Linked DNA regions of Mus musculus: region 1 is linked to region 2. The links are chromatin loops, found by intact Hi-C in ENCODE. Cell type or tissue: heart. All regions are shown on one strand. Links, peaks and the distances in the headings refer to the core of each region. The heading gives the core; the rest is flanking DNA.

Evidence for each region. A loop is a pair of places that touch in the nucleus more often than their neighbours do. Peaks named below come from ENCODE experiments on the same cell type or tissue, not always from the same donor. Only the 100,000 strongest peaks of a DNase experiment are listed, where the experiment ranks them.
Region 1: a loop joins it to region 2, with 10 times the contacts of the local background. A loop is called at or near these places in 3 of 42 quality-filtered maps.

The regions. Positions count from the first base shown.
Region 1 is chr5:65,933,262-65,941,763 of GRCm38, reverse strand. It overlaps a transcript of Chrna9 not described here. Among named protein-coding and RNA genes, the nearest start is that of 4930480C01Rik, 14 kb to the left of the region's middle. In heart, for the core only: a CTCF peak has its summit at 3,535 (motif pointing right); a DNase peak (open chromatin) is centred at 3,553; H3K27ac peaks cover 626 bases.
Region 2 is chr5:65,695,109-65,703,625 of GRCm38, reverse strand. It overlaps Pds5a (PDS5 cohesin associated factor A), which reads left to right and starts at 5,390. Exons shown (of 33, transcript NM_001081321.3): 1 at 5,390-5,876; 2 at 6,689-6,863. The coding sequence starts at 6,729. In heart, for the core only: CTCF peaks have their summits at 5,105, 5,318 and 6,678; DNase peaks (open chromatin) are centred at 5,285, 5,925 and 6,525; H3K4me3 peaks cover 3,517 bases; H3K27ac peaks cover 2,918 bases.

The DNA of each region.
Region 1 (8,502 bases), core at 1-8,000, 240 kb before region 2:
GCCAACCTGGGCCAACTTTCAAACAATTTGTGCTGGCTAGCTTTATGCCAACTTGACACAAGTTAGAGTTTTTTGTTGTTGGTCTGTTTGTTTATTTGTTTTGGTTTTTCGAGACAGGGTTTCTCTGTGTAGCCCTGGCTGTCCTGGAACTCACTTTGTATACCAGGCTGGCCTTGAACCCAGAAATCTGCCTGCCTCTGCCTCCCAAGTGCTGGGATTAAAGGTGTTCGCCACCATGCCCGGCTGTAAGGCATCTTCTTAATTAGTAATTGATAAGGGAGGGCCCAATCCATTGTGGGTAGTGCCATCCCTGGGCTGGAGGTCCTGGGTGCTATAACAAAGCAGGCTGAGCAAGCTATGGGAGGCAAGCCAGTAAGCAGCCCTCCTCCTCCACGGCCTCTGCATCACCTCCTGCCTCCAGCTTCCTGCCCTGCTTGAGTCCCTGCCCTCAATGCTTTTGATGATGAACGGTTTTATGGAACTGTGAGTTAAATAAACCCTTTCCTCCCCAAGCTGCTTTGGTCATGGTGTTTCATCACAGCAATAGTAACCCAAACTGAGACATAATTGCATAAAATGATAAGAAAGAAGAAAAAGCATATCTGAAAAGTGCCTGGCACCTAGTGAACCCCCAGTAAATGCAACAAAGTGACCATCTAGAATTGAATGTAGTGGTGTGTCAGAGGGCTGGGCCCTGGTCAAAGCAGGCTGACATAGAGAATCCAAATTACTTATCAAGCAGGAGGAGGTCAAACACTGGGCAGCCCCCAGGAAGGAAACTGCTGTCACTTGCTTGAAGTCAGATAGGATTTTATCAGCCTTCCTGATAAATTTTGCCTTGTTCCAGAACATTCTAGGTTCCTTTCCCCTTTAATCAGGCCTAGTCTTCTTGACCCTGAGGTATATCCCACTGGAAGAGAGGTGTCATCCAGCTGTGTCTGTCTGCATCGAATGACTGCCATCCTTGTCACTCAGCTATCCTCTGTGTCACAGAGAGGAAAAAAGGCAGCATCTCATAGCCATAGCGACCATCCACCAATAGGTCCATGCACCAACTTTAGGAAGCACGCACAATGGCTATTATTTGCAGCCTAGCCATTTCTTAGAAGTCCAGTGGCTGGCAGGGTTGTGTTCAAGGAAGTTGGGCAACTTTGGCAGGTAAAGCTTTTCTCGCCTTGGTGAGATAGCTGTTTTGGCTACTCTGAGGAACGGAGTGGCTGAAAGGAGTTCTAAAAGGCTCCCTCCCCATGTGGTTAATCCAGGATCCTTGAGATTCCCCACTTCCTCAAGGTTGAGGAGCACATGGCGGGTACCCTCTTCATCATCTGGTTGCAGATGCTTGCTGGCTCCGTGGTCGGAGATCAAAGATCACAGCCACGACCAAGGGACATAAACAGAGATTTTTGCAATCACGAGGGTTTTATCAGTTGCACACTGTCTGTTTCAAAAGGTCTATGATAAAATAAAGAGGATGCCCTGGTCAAGGACCCCATGTCTAACCAGCTCCTGCAGGAAGGCAAGGAGAGCCTCCGGAGACATCAAGTAAAAGGATAACCAAGAACATAAATCCCTCATCTGGTCTTAAGCATCCATAGCCTTAACATTCACAAGAGAAGGAAAGCAGACAGAGCAGTCCCTCCTACCTGTAGGTGACACTCCCCCCTCCCCCCCAGTGGAACGCTGAAACACAGAGAGTTCTTCCAGAGAACCTGGTTCCCAGTCCCCACATTGGGTGGTTCACTACTGCCTGTAACCCCAGCACCAGGAAACATGATACCCTCTTCTGAAGTCTGCAGTCCACACATTCACATGCACAATACCCATGCATACACACACACACACACACACACACACACACACACACATGTATATATATATATATATATATATATATATATATATATATATATATATATATATAATGAGTAATTTATAATCAAGTACAAAAGAAAGTAACAGGCTGGGCAGTGGTGGCGCATGCCTTTAATCCCAACACTTGGGAGGCAGAGGCAGGTGAATTTCTGAGTTCGAGGCCAGCCTGGTCTACAAAGTGAGTTCCAGAACAGCCAGGGCTACACAGAGAAACCTTGTCTCAAAAAACAAAAAACAAACAAACAAAAAAAAAAAAGGAAAGAAAAAAGAAATTAACAATAATAATGGTAGTAAAATAGAACAGTTGTGACAATCCACTGCAATTAAAGTTATAAAATACAGTTTCTTTCTAGGAACAAACAGTTCTTGTCATTCTGTGACAAGGTTTCACTTTACAGCCCCCCTACCTCAGCCACCTAAGTACTGAGATTAGAGGAGTGAGCCACCAAGCCCTGATTACTGAATTGCAGTTTGTATTCACTCTTCTTCCAGCAATGTGAGAGGATACAGAGCCTAAAGATGAAATTAGCATAGCTTTAGGCTAGTGTGGGAGAGATACTTAAATGCATGTACCACGGGATGTGGGCGGTTGATCTGACAAAGAGATGGCTACTATGTATCCAGTGGGCAGGGACCATACAGAATTGATACACTGGACAAAGGAGCAATTCCCCTCCTGGGTGGCAGGCCAGCAGGAGATTTTATTATGCTACTAAGAACAGTGTCAATTTGAAATTTGTGAATTGTTTATCTCTAATTTTTTCATTCAATATGTTTTTCATCTTTTATTCATTATTGAAAAATTTACTTACATATACAACGGATATTGCCCATATCTACCCCCACATAGAAAGGTAGAACGACCCCAGTGATGTACCTGGAGTTACCACCCCTACCTTTGGCTGCCTATATTTGTATGAGCAAAAACTACATTTTTTAAACTTTTTATAAAACCAGTAATTTCAGCTTTTCATTTTCAAGTAAAATAAAATCAATCTCATACCAAAAAAAAAGTAAAACTTTTTTTGAAATTTTCTTCCAGAATTACCACGAAAGAAATAAAAAGATTTCATCCCTAAAAGCTTGATTCCTTCTTAAAGAGGAGGGCCATTGGGCACAGTGGCGCACGCCTTTAATCCCAGCACTCAGGAGGCAAAGGCGGGTGGATCTCTGTGAGTTTGAGGCTAGCCTGCATTTCACTTCCTCTGACTTTTGTTTATTGACATGGTCTCATGGTCTCACTTTAGACAAAGCTTGGCCTAGAACGCATTATGTAGCCAAGTAGCCTTGAGTTTAGCGCAATCCCTCTGCCTCAGTCTCCGAAATGCTGGGGTTATAGGCATGCACTGCTAAGCCAGACTTTACTTGCTTTGTTAAATCATTAAAACAAATGTTTACTCTTTAGAACAAACGCTCTCCAGGAAAGCTCTCTCGCTGGTTCTTTACTCCTGAGCATCTCAGCATTCTCTGCCAGTTTATAAGAACTTAGGGAGAACTGGGGGACCTTTAGGTATGCTGCAGAGAAAGTGACACTTTGAAGGCTGTAGGCCAAGCCTCAGTGGGACCACTGTGGATGGGAAAAGAAGAGGCAAGAGAGGGCCAGGAAGGGTGGTGGCACACAGGTTCTCTCTAACCTCCTCTCAAGATGCAGGAATCACCCATGACCAGCAGAGGGCAGCAGGAGATGACCGTCCAGGGTTCCTCATAGGCACATGACTTCAGGTCTCAGTATAGACTCAGGTCTCCTGGGTTTCTGTGTCCAACGTCATATTGCCCAAGACTTTGTCAAAATGGAGTCACTTCCTGAAAAAAGGAGGCTGGTTCTACTGTTTTTACGTGCTGGTCTTAGACATTCCTTCTCTCGAATCTACTTTTTGTCATAGCTACAACATGTCCAATGTTTTCTTAAAGTTCTCTTGTGCTAATCACTAAGATCTTTGAAATTTTGACTGATATTTTATTATCATTTATATATATATATATATATAGCGGATATGTACTGATAATTGATAATGTTATCGATAATTTAAAATTGATAATGATTTGTATGTGTCATTTACATGTCACTGATATGTAAATATCACTGATATGTGACCATTTATACATGCATAGAACCTCTCAGTAGAAAATCAAATTGCTTCAGCTAGTGAATTACTCTCTTAAATCCTCTTTGGCCCAGTGCAGAAGACAACATCACCATCTCCGTTTTCTAGACAGGAAAATGACATTCAAACAAGTTAGATAGATTTCAGGAGACTTTTCACAAAAGCTGGCATTGCAACTGGTTGACCTGCAGAATTACTTCGACCCAAGACAGGAGGCAGAGGGGAGCCCCCAGCCTTTCAGGTCAGAGGGAAGTGGCTCTGACTCCCACCCCTGCTAGAACAATTCCTCCCCTTCAGCTGAGCTCTCTCTGCTTCTTCCTTTTCTTCCTCTTCTGTCGCTGAAGAAGAATGTCTGTCTCCCTAAACCTGAATGCTCCCGAATGCATTCCTCATGAGTCAAGGCTGCAAATTCCAGGACAGAAATAAAAGCCGGGGGCGGGGGGGACCATCATTGAAATGCCCAGAGGGTCACAATGCACCTGTCGGAAACAACCCAGAGGGAAGCTGGCAATCTGAACTGGAGTGCGTGCTATGTGTCCAAGTGACTTCTCATCTCTAAGAATAATGGTGACAGGTGCCGGGGTAAGAGAAACCCTAAACTCTGCCACTTGCTGGCTGTGTGACCTTGGGTGAGCTGTCTCCACTCTTAACTTCCCCATCTGTGGGAGAACAGCCGTCTTGTCGCAGCAACCCATGTATCATAACAATTAATACAGGATCTATAAGCTAGTGTAAAATGTCCTTTAAAAATTATATGGGGTGGAATGGAGGCATGTGCACATGTCACAGAGGCAGGGCCATCGGATCACCTGGAACTTGAGTCACATTACAGGTGGTTCTGAGTCACCTGGTGTAGGCACTAGAAACAGAACTCATGCCCCATGCAAGAGCAGTCTGTGTCAGCCTTCATAGCCAGCCCCCCAGTGTTTTCTAAACTACTGTGAAAGCAAAAGGAACATTCATTTTAAGAATCCAGTCAACTTCGGGTAAATCACAATAGCTGGTAAATAGTGCCTTTTCTACTTGCAGATTTCACCTGAAGGTTGTTTTCTTTTTGCTTTTGTTTTTGTTTGTTTTGTTTGGTTTTGTTGATAAGGTGAAAGACTCATTCCAAAGACAAGAAGAAATGCTGAACTGCAGTATCCCTGACCCAAACTCCTATTTCAGACCCCGATTCCCCATTCGCTAACATGCGTAAGAGTTGGGGGACTACAGGAAGAAGAAGCCAGAGGGATGGATACGCTTGGTTCACATATATTCCCCTTCCTCCCAAGCATTGCTGGGTCCCAGCACTAGAGAGGAGAGGCATCAGCCACAACATTGAGGGGCTACACTCCCGCTTTCATCCACTCCATTCGGGCACTCAGGGAGACTTGCATCTTGTCATTCACTTTCTGGCCTCCATGTGATAGTACCCCATCATTTTTCTAAGCCCCCATCTACCATACAGCCATGTTATCATGAGCAACGTGGCTACCACTCTACTACCTACATTGGACGCCACAATTTGGAGTAAGAAATGGGACGTGATCAGGGAAACAAAACATCTTGAGCCACAGGTCATTTCTAAAACCTTGTGTGCAATGGAATCAGCTACAGGAAGCCTTCTGAGTACCCGGTATTGAACGGGCAAGGTGACTCAGTGGTTAAAGGGCACTGGCTGCTTTTCCAGGATTCAGTTCTGAGCACCCATGTGGAAGCTCACAAACATCTGTAACTCCAGTCCCAGGAGATCTAATACCTTTTTCTGGCATCCATGGGCACTGGGCACAGACATGTGTAGATATACATGCAGGCAAAACACTCATACACATAAAAGAGTTTTTAAAAAGGAAAGGAAGAGAAAAGAAAACCAGATACCTTCTGTCATAGCCACTAGCAACTCCTGTAATGCCTGCCTTGTCTTTAGGGCCGTCTTGTCCAACACAAGGACAGACTCCATCAGGGTCCCAGGCGCCCCTGGAGTACTTGCTGCATCATTTCCCAGCTAATACCTTCCTTACTCAAAGAGTTTATCCAATCTTCCCAGACTCCCTCTGCAGAAAGAGCTTAATCCTTTGGGGTGTGTGTAGGGGAGGGTTGTTGCTCTATCAGCATCCAAATGCAGGGCCCTGGGTTCTCCTGCTCACTCCTAGCCAGGCTGCAGCAGCAGTAGGCACACCTCACACAACTGCTGTGTTTCCACCATACCATCTAGCTCCTCAGGGTAGTTATGGGGGAGTCTAGAGCTGTGAGATGAGATGTGGCAGAAAGGGGAAGAAAGAATGCTAAATGCTATGTTAGTGGCTACCTGGAGTCCAACAGAGCTGGAGTTTAGCTCATCTGAAGAGCTGGTCATTGGCTTGGAACGGGATTGTTCTGATGAACTTAGGAGCTATTTCATCACTAAACGAAAAGAAAGAGGTAAAAGGTAAGAGATGCCCACAGCAGAACTGAGGAAAAGGGAAGTTGACAGAGTTTCTCTCTATTTGATGGCACCCAGTGTCTCCAATCCCTGCTTTGAGGATTAGTGTTTCCTTTGTCCCTTTGGCGTGTTATGAATGTGTGTCGGCCCCGTTTATAGAAAAGAACGGCCTGGATGAGTCAGTATGACATTGCCAAGACCATTTAAACACACTTACCTGGGGATACAGAATTGCTGAGTTTTCTCCCTAATTCTTAAAGCACAGCCCTTCCCTACATAGTATCACTTCTATAGTGGTCCAGAAAAGTTCCTTGGTGAGAATATGGCCACTTGACTGGTGTGACTTACCTTGTGGCTGGCGAGGCCTCCCATGCACGTCTGCATCTGCCGAGTACACCATCCCTTCCTTCTCCTCGAAGACTGCAGCTGCAGTTTGTGTGCCCTCTGTGCACTGTGGGACTCAGGGTGGCCTTAGGCAGGTGTCTGGGGTCCCCAAAGTCCCTCTTTTCACTTTCTTTCCTTTCTTTTTTTTTTCTATTCTTTTCTTTTTTTTCCCTTTTGCTGCTTCTGTTACAAACTGTCTTCAGCCGTTACTTCTACCCTTGTGAGAAAGAGAGTATGAATGAATAAACAAACAAACAAATAAATAAATGCAATTTAAATGGCATTTGCAAAGTCCTTCTGTGATGGTTTGTATATTCTTGGGCAAGGGAGTGGCACCATTTGGAGATGTGACCTGGTTGGAGTAGGTGTGCCTCTGTGGGTGTGGGCTTAAGATCCTAACCCTAGTTGCCTAGGAGTCAGTCTTCCACTAGCAGCCTTTGGATGAAGACGTAGAACTCTCAGCTCTGCCTGTGCCATGACAGCATGGATGCTGCCATGCTCCCACCTTAATGATAATGGACTGAACCTCTGAACCTATAAGCTAGCCCCAATTAAATGTTGGTTTTTTATAAGACTTGCCTTGGTAATGGTGTCTGTTCACAGCAGCAAAACCCTAACTAAGACACCTACCAAATACAGTTTTTGACACGACTAAATAGGACAATTCACATAAACTCTATGGCACACTCAGCGTTTATTAGGAAAGTCTTTCTTTCTCCCAGAGACCCTTTGGCTACACTTAGTCGTCTGACATTAGCAATGGCAGCCTGGATTTCACTGGATACTTCTGCTCTTTGGTCTAAGGAATCACTAACATGTCACTTTGGGTGCTTACCTCTAGGGACACAGTGACTTTTTTTTTTTTTTGACTAGCTCTCTATGCTTGTGTAACTCAGCAAGGTCCTCTCAGATCGAAACTGGCAGGGATCCTCAGGGGTTCACACCTGAACCTCCTGGGAATCAGAAAAGTACCAACCACTCTTCTACCGCCCTTCTACTTCCAGGCAGAAGGAGGGCTGCCTGCTCAAGTGTGGCTTTTCAAGACAAGGTGGGAAGAAAAAAAATAAATAAATGAGACTGTGGTCCAGTGGCCTGTTAACCTCAGACTTGTGGCTGTGAGGAACAGCAAAGCAGAGGTGACACTTGCACAAACCAGTTCACTGCCAGCTGTCATGGGCTGGCATCAAGCAGTGTTTCCAAGACAGAGTGTTCCAATTCTACATGTACTGTCCTGAAAATTAAACTCATCTCAGCTCCCTGTGCAATTTGATTTGATGCTGCCCACACATGTCTAACTGACAAGCAGAAACAATTTGGAGAATCATGAAGGGTCTTTTCCTTTGTAAACCAATTCCAGTTTCTTGGTCTAGAGCATGGACCATGACTCCGTGTAGAGCATACAGGAATATATTAGTTAGAAGACAAATGAAAGGATGGAAGAGATGGATCCGTGTTTATGACCATTTACTATTCTTCTGAAGACTCAAATTTGGTTTCCAGCTCCTGCCAGTCAGCTCGAAACTTCAGCTCCAGGGGATCTGATGCCCTCCTCTGGCCTATGCAGGTACCAGCACACATGTGACTCTCTCTCTCTCTCTCTCTCACACACACACACACACACATACACACAAATAAATCTTTAAAAATAAATACAACTGGGCTGAAGAGATGGCTCAGCGGTTAAGAGCACTGACTGCTCTTTCAGAGGTCCTGAGTTCAGTTCCCAGCAACCACACA
Region 2 (8,517 bases), core at 416-8,415:
CTAGACCGCATCCGACTTAGAGGCTCCATCCCGGCTGTGCATCCTTCCTGCCTCCCCTGTCCGTCTGTCTCCGTTCTCCCTTCTTCCAGACCTGGCCTGCCTGGCCTTTACCATCACTCGTGCAGCTCAGATCTCTGTGTCTGTTTGTTCCCCTGGCTTCCTTCTCCCTTCTCACCGGGGACCAAGTCCGAGTGCTGGGGAAGGGGAAGGAAGTGCTGGGGAAGGAAGGAAGGGGAAGGAAGAAAGGGAGCAAATGAAGAAGAGAGTGGCTGGCGTGCTGGTTCAGTTGATAAGGTCCCTGTGGTGCAAGCACAAGGGCCTGAGTTCAGATTCCCAGACCATGTGAAATCATATCCAGCTTCCAGGCAGCTAGGATAAGGGTCTTAAAGCCTACAGCAGTGCACATCTGTGGGGTGTGACACTGGGTGCAGATTTAGGGAGTCAGCCAGCCTCCCTGAATCAACAAACTCCAGGTTCAGTTAAAGACCTTATACCAGTAATACAAGTGAAGACCTGAGAGGCTGGCCTCTGGCTTACATACACACACACACACACACACACACACACACACACACACACACACACACACATATATATATATATACATGTGCACACACTCCCATGTATATTTGCATACATCTATAGGAGCATATGCATACGTAGGTGTCTTAGGGTTTTACTGCTGTGAAGAGACACCATGACCAAGGCAACTCTTATAAAGGACAACATTTTATTGGGGTTGGCTTACAGGTTCAGAGGTTCAGTCCATTATCATCAAGGTGGGAGCATGGCAATGACCAGGCAGGCATAGTGCAGGCAGAGCTGAGAGTTCAACATCTTCATTGAAGGCTGCTGGTGGAAGATTGACTTCTAGGATAAGCTAGGATAAGGGTCTTAAAGCCCACACCCACAGTGACATGCCTACTTCAACAGGGCCACACCTAATAGTGCTATTCCCTGGGCCGATCATATACAAACCATCACAGGTCATGTATGTCTACCTCTCTTCCAACCCTTATTCAGACCTAATCCCTTCCTATTTCCTGCTTATTTCCTAGGGACAAGAACAATTTTCTGTAGTCAGCCAATTTCTTTTCTTCTCTTCTCATTTCAATCTCTCTCTCTCTCTCTCTCTAAAGATTTGTTTATTATACATAAGTACACTGTAGCTGTCTTCAGACACACCAGAAGGTCAGATCTCTTTATGGGTGGTTGTGAGCCACCATGTAGTTGTTGGGATTTGAACTCAGGACCTTCAGAAAAGCAGTCAGTGTGCTCTTACCCACTGAGCCATCTCACCAGCCCTCTTCTCATCTCTTTGTTTATGACCACTTGACAAACTGCAGCGACAGGAACCAACCAGCACTAACAGCAGAGAGGGGAGCAGCAGCAGCAGCAGCAGCTACTGCCTGAAGACATCGTCCTGTGTCAGGGAGAGGTGTTCACAAAACCCTACACCCCGCTATGATCTATAGAGGTAGTTAGTAGTTGCTAGGGGAAAAAGAGAGGGGTGGAGCCACTCTCTCCCACAAACAATCCCTCATCTGCACTCCTGTAAGCAGCCCTAATTAAACTCATATAGGTCAGTGGTTCTCAACCCGGGACTCGCAACCCCTTTGGAGCTGCATTATCAGATATTTGCATTATGACTTGTAACACAAAATTACAGTAATGTAGCAATGAAATAATTTTATGGTGGGGGGGGTCACTACAACACAAGGAACTGTATTAAAGGTTCTCAGCGTTAGGAAGGTTGAGAACCAATAATACAGGGATATAGGTCTACATGCACAAACACACGCATACACACACATAGGTGGAAGGTAGAAGGTAGACAATCCACTTTTTATTCTTCCTCTCTTTCATTCCCTTTTCTGTTTGTTTTTTGTCTTGTTTTGACTCAGAGTCTTGTGTAGCTGAGGATAACTTTGAACTTCTGACCCTCCTGCTAGAGTGATGGGATTATAGGCCTGGGCCACCAGTCTCAATTGTATGTGGTGCTGGGCATGTTAGACAAGCACTGTATCAACTGTCATCCCCAGCGCTTTATAAAAAAGTATAGTCCAGGCTGCTAAAGAGGCGGATACAAGATGGGTTATTTGAGCCTAGGATCCCAGTGCCTGTGTGGGTAACATAGTGAGAGCCTGTCTCTTACATTTTTTTAACCAGTGCCTGACAATTACAGAAGTGGATGCTCATAGTCACCCATTGGACTGAACACAGGGTCCCCAATGAAGGAGCTAGAGAAAGTACCCAAAGAGCTGAAGGGGTTTGCAGCCTCATAGGAGGAACAACAATATGAACCAACTAGTACCCCCAGAGCTCCCTGGGACTAAACCACCAACCAAAGAATACACATGGTGGGACCCATGGCTCTAGCTGTATATGTAGCAGAGGATGGCCTAGTTGGTTATCATTGGAAGGAGAGGCCCTTGGTCCTGTGAAGACTCTATGCCCCAGTATAGGGGAATGCCAGGGCCAGGAAGTGGGAGTGGGTGGGTTGGTGAACAGAGGGATGGGGTGGGGTGGGGGCTTTTGGAGGGGAAACCAGGAATGGGGATAATATCTGAAATGTAAATAAAATATCCTCAGTGCCTAGTGGCACATGCTTTTAATCCCAGCACTTGGGCGGCAGAAGCAGGCTGATTTCTGAGTTCAAGGCTAGCCTGGTCTACATAGTGAGTTCTAGGACAGCCAGGGCTACACAGAGAAATCCTGTGTACTCAAAAAACCAAAAAAAAAAAAAAAAAAAAAAAAAGAAAGGAAAAAAGAGAAAATATCCAATAAAAAAGTAAAGAAGCCGGGCAGTGGTGGTACACACCTTTAATCCCAGCACTTGAGAGGCAGAGGCAGGTGGATTTCTGAGTTCGAGGCCAGCCTGGTCTACAGAGTGAGTTCCAGGACAGCCAGGGCTACACAGAAAAACCCTGTCTTGAAAAACCAAAAAAAAAAAAAAAAAAAAAAAAAAAAGTCATCATTTCTCTAGGATCATGGCTAGTGGCCACTGTATTGAATAATGCAAAAGCAAAACTTCCTATTGTAAATTGCAATTTGTCCTGTGATTTCTCTTGTTCCTAAAGATCCTCATCCAAATTCTTATAAGTAACCCGATAAACTTTTTCTTTTAATATAAAAATTAAGTAAAAATGTAAATATGGCGTAGTCATTGAGAGGAGTATTGCTGCAAAGTAAGGCTGGCTTGGGTTACAGACACTAAAGAGTATTGCAATTGTTTCAAGTAGGTTACAAATCTCAGGGTTTACTATCTTTTGAAAGCTTACAAGGTTATACTCTATAGGAGGTTTGCATAAGAATGGCCGGCCAGGTTTACAAGTCGCCAGGAAAACCGGCACTATTTGAAAGGATTGGGAGGTTTAGCTTTGTAGAGGAAGTGTAGCTATGGGGGTGGGCCTTAAGGTTTCAAAAGTCCAAGCTCGGCCCAGTGTCTCTCTTCTGCCTCCCTTCATGCTTTGGGGTAGTTGACCAAGCCTCTGAAACTGTAAGAAAGGCCCTAATTGAATGTTTTCTTTCATAAGAATTGCCTTGGTGATGGTTTGTCTCCACAAAGGTGAAACAGTGGTTTAGAGAAATAATAACAAAGTAATACACTGCATATTATATTTTTACCTTCCTATATGAGAATACCTTTCAATAATGGATAGTTGCTGGGCATAATGGCACATAAGGGTGCCTATCTGCAATCCCTGTACTTCAGAGATGGAGACAGGAAGACTGAGGAGCCAGCCTGGGCTATATAGTAAGTTCCAGGCTGGCCTCAGGATATGGTGGGACTCTGCCAAAACCAATCAAACAAACAAACAAAAAAAACCAATACATTTTTTCCCCTCCTGTTTTTATTCTTTAGGTCTCCCAAATCTTTTTACCTCAGCCTTCCAAGTTCTGGGACCACTGGCATATCAGAGGAGACCTGGCTCCTCCCTGCCACGTATTACTAGCATATTCATATTACTGGAAATCTTGAGTTCAAAAAAATCCTCTTGCCTAAATCTTTTGATTTAGCTGCAACCATAGGCCAGTTAAAAGGTGGGCATTTTAAAGAACAATGTATAAATTCAATTGCTGCCAGCTTCTTCTTTCTGTTTTTTTGAGATAGGGTTTCCCTGGCCATCCTGGAACTTACTCTGTAGACCAGGCTAGCCTCGAAATCAAAGATTTGCCTGCCTCTGCCTCCCGTTGAAAGGCGTGAACCATAACGGCCTAGCTTCTTCCTCTTTTCATTATTATTATTAATATTTTTTACTTTTTTTGAGACAGGGGTTCTTTGTTGCCCTGGCTGTCTGACGTCCTGGAGCTAGCTCGATTGACCAGGGTGCCTTGAACTCAAGAGATCCGCTTGCCTCTATCTCCCAAATGCTAGGATTAAGGGCGTGCACCACCATCACCCCCTTCTGCTTATTGTTTTTGTTTTTTTGAGACGGTTCTCTGTGTAGCCCTGGCTGTCCCTGGCTGTCCGGGAACTCACTCTGTAGACCAGGCTGGCTTCGAACTCAGAAATCCGCCTGCCTTTGCCTCCCAAGTGCTGGGATTAAAGGCGTGTGCCACCACTGCCCGGCTTGCTTATTGTTTTAAAAGGTGGTTTCCTGAAATTATGTGTGTATTGTTCAGGTTCATTCGCTTCAATATTTACCTTAAATTGCTCAAGCACCGCTGCACTAAGTTTTCTTTGGCAAGCCTTTCCTTTGGAGGAGAGAAAAAGTAGAGCTTTGGTGTATTCACAACTTAAAAAAAAAAAAGAGGTCTCAGATTCACATAGGTAATTTGTAAATCTCTAAAAACACCCTCCCTCTTTCTTCTTCTGGGCTTCACTATCAGGAACCCTAGTCTGTGTTTTCAGCCTGTACCCAAAATGACTGGGAGGCCAGAAGCCCCGGCACCATAGCTTGAGATCGCATGCCAACTTCCTATTTTGCAGCTTTGAAAACCTTAATGGTAGGAGTCTAACTAAGGTCGTAGGCTGCGACCTAGGGCGACTCTCCGGAAGACGCGAGAATGAGCAGCCCGAGTTGTAAAACTTTGCCTCGGCTTCCAGAGCTCTGTTTGGAGGGGAAAGCAGCCGTTTCTCCAGATAATTAACCATTTCTCCACCGGTCCGGTCACATCCCCGCCAGCCAAGCCTTCAAGAGCCCCGGACTCCGCGACAGCGGTGGCCGGGAGTGTCGCAAAGCCGCGCCTCCCGGGGTCCGCTTCCCGCCACCGGGGCTCCTCCTCCGCGCGCCGGCTCGGCTGCCGGCCCCCCGGAGGCGCCCGCGCGGGCAGGTCTTGGCGCCAAACGGGTGGCGGCGCTGTCCACCACGCGCGCGGCCGCGTCGGGCTCGAGGGAGGCGGGGGCTCGGCCGGCGGAAGAAGGGGCGGGAGCGAGGCGCGCGGTGCTCTCGCGGGCTCTCGCGCCGCTCGCGTGACGGGCTCCGGCTGTGCGCGGCGACGCTCAGGCTCCGCGGGGCACGGGCGGGCCGGGAGCGCGCCGCGGCGAGAGGGCGTCTGGTGCGGGTGGGCGCGAGGTGCGGGCGGCCGGCCGGCGAGCGAGCGAGCGGCCGGGCGGGCGCGGGGGACGCGCGGGCGTGCACCCGCGCGCGGGCTCTCGGAGGAGCCGCGGCCGAGGCTGCGCTTCCTCAGCCCGACGGAGAGCGGCAGTGTCGCCCCGGCCGGCGCACGCTCGGCCCGCTTCTCCCCCCGCGGCGGCTGCTCCTCGGCACCGCCAGCCCCAGCGCCGCTCCGGGGCGGGCGGGCGGCGGCGGCGGCGGCGGCGGGACGGACGGAGCCGCTTTGTGTGCAGCCCGACGAGGGGCGGCGGCGGCGGCGCAACCACCTGACAGAGGCCCGGCGCTCGCTGCACCGTCCGCCCGCATGAGGAGGAGGTAAAGCGGCGGCCGGGCTCGCGCCCTCGGCGGCGAGGGAGGGACGGAAGGGGAGACCGCAGGGGAGGGCGCGCGCGGAGGCCCGGCGGGGTTGCCCGGAGCGGCGGCTCAGGCCTTGGCGGTGCCGAGGAGCGCCGGGCGACCGAGGGGCTTGAGATGCCGCCGGGCTCGGTTGCTGAAGTTAAGGAACAAAAATGTGAAGTGCGGAGCCGGGTCCTTCGCTTCCTGGCGAGGGGCTCGGGCGGCTGGCGGGGGTGGCGGGCTGGCCGGGGAGGGGCGGCCGCGCGGCGGGGACGCCGGGAGCCCGGGGCTCGGCACGGCTATGGCGTTCTGCTCCCGGGCGCCGGCGCCGCGCGTGGGTCCTCTTGGGTACCTAGTTTTGCGGCCTAAGCTGAACCCTCTAGGCCTCGAGTCTCCTTTCCCGGAGGTGACCGGCCAGGCGGGGACCCAGCCGCTTCTCCTGAGCCAAGTGGGGCCGTTGGGTCCTCAATGTCCCCCCGAGGCCACCAAACTTCCGTCCTAGGTGCTCGGGGATACATTTCATTGTGAAAAGAGGGCTAGGAAACTCCGGGAGCTGCTCGGCGCCTCTCGCGGCCGGGGCTGCTGCAGCCGAGAACCCCGTGGCACCGGGGCTGGCTCGGGTGGGGGTGGCGGACGCCTAGCCGGGTCCGAAACCCAGGGAAGGAGCGAGTGGCGGGGTCCCCGGCCTCGGGGGGAAGAAAGGGCCCTTTCTAGATTAGAGATTTTTGAAATGAAAAAGAGGTTACAAAGTCGCCCCTTTTCCCGCTGAACTTTGATTTTCTGACCGATAGAGGCCGGTAGAGGACTGTGAGAGAAAAGTTATTCCCCAGGATGGACTTCACGCAGCCGAAGCCTGCCACTGCCCTCTGTGGCGTCGTGAGTGCGGACGGGAAGATCGCTTACCCTCCGGGAGTAAAAGAGATCACCGACAAGATCACCACCGATGAAATGATCAAACGTCTGAAGGTAAGGGTCTGGGTCGGCGATCTGCGCTCTGGATGGCTTTTGTGACTCGTGTGGTTTCATTGGACTACTCTCAACCTGGCCTTTGGAGTTTTTAGTACTAAGTTTTTGAAGATATCTTAACCGCCCCGGAAAAGTCCTGTTCTAACTTGGCGGTATCTTTGGATAAGTTCTGAAAGGACGGGGAATTTAAAGAGTGTGATCATTTTCTGTCCATAAGAACGCATGCATGGTTAGTTGTTTCCCTTGTGGTTATTTTATTTAGTGGATGTTGTTTAAGGGGCTCGATACCCTGAGGTGTAGACAGTGATTTTACCCACGAAAGTTCCTATTATTATCTACTCCAAGAAAAGACTGACTTGAGCACAAACAACCATATTGTCCCCCTTAGATTCTCGTAATTTTCTAATGGGAGCTTAACTATCTATACAGTGGGCTAAACTTAATACAGTGTACAGATTTTTCAGAATTCGAGCTTAAGGAGAAATGATGATTTTAGTACACATGCCCAAGAGAGTTGAAGGACGGGATTGTTGATATGTCTGTGAGTTTGTGTTTGTGTGTGCGCACCGGTTTTCTTGGTGTAACAATCTTGCGCTGTCATTTTGGGACTTAACTTTTCTGCTACTGCATAGGGCAGTGTTTGTTATGGAATCAGTTTCGAGCAGTGATTGTCACTTTGGACAACTTTGATGCACCAGGGGGTGTTGTAGGCAATTTCAGAGTCATTTTGGTTGTCACAGTTGGCTTGTGGGGAGTAGGCTGTGACGTTCTGTGAGGAGGCTAACAGTTGTCTAGTGAAAGATCTTAAACTATTGAAGTACAGTGTGGACAGTGGGAGAGGCAAAGAATGGGTTTGATGACTTGTTTAAGAGAGGACTAGTGGGCTGGAGAGATGGCTCAGCAGTTAAGAGCACTGACTGCTCTTCCAGAGGTCCTGAGTTCAATTCCCAGCAACCACATGGTGGCTCACAACCATCTGTAATGGGATCTGATGGCCCTTTCTGGTGTGTCTGAAGACAGCTACAGTGTGCTCATATAAGTAAAATAAATCTTTAAAAAAAAAAAAAAAAAGAGGACTAGTAACCCAGCTGCCTGCCCTTGAACTTAACCATTTTCCTGCCTCCACTTCCCAAAACACTAGTGGCATAACCACACCCTGCCAACAACAGTGGTTCTCAACCTGTGAGTCGAGACCCCCCCCCAACTATCTGATATCCTGTCTATTAGGTATTAACACTGTAATTCATAACAGTAGCAAAATTACAGTTATGAAGTAGCAATGCAATTATTTTGTTTGAGGTCACCACAACATGAGGAAGCAATAGGAAGGTTGAGACCCATTGTGTTAAAAGGTGCACTTCAAAGTCAGACATGGTGGAAGGCTAGGCAGGGAACATCGAGGACAATGTTTCTGCCTTATGCAACTTTATAAAATGGATTTCTAGGGCCTGATTTTAGGATTGAGCACAGTGCCCAGTAAATGTTGTGTGTTTAAAGTGTTCCTGTGTTTAAGTTTCCATTTGTTGCCTTTTTGAAAGACCTGGTTTCTTTAATTAAAAGGCACCTTTTCCATTTTCTTTCCATTTCTTTTTCCAGGGCTAGAGGTAGGGACTTGTGCAGGGAGCACATATTAAACTCAGGCTCTGCTCTATCT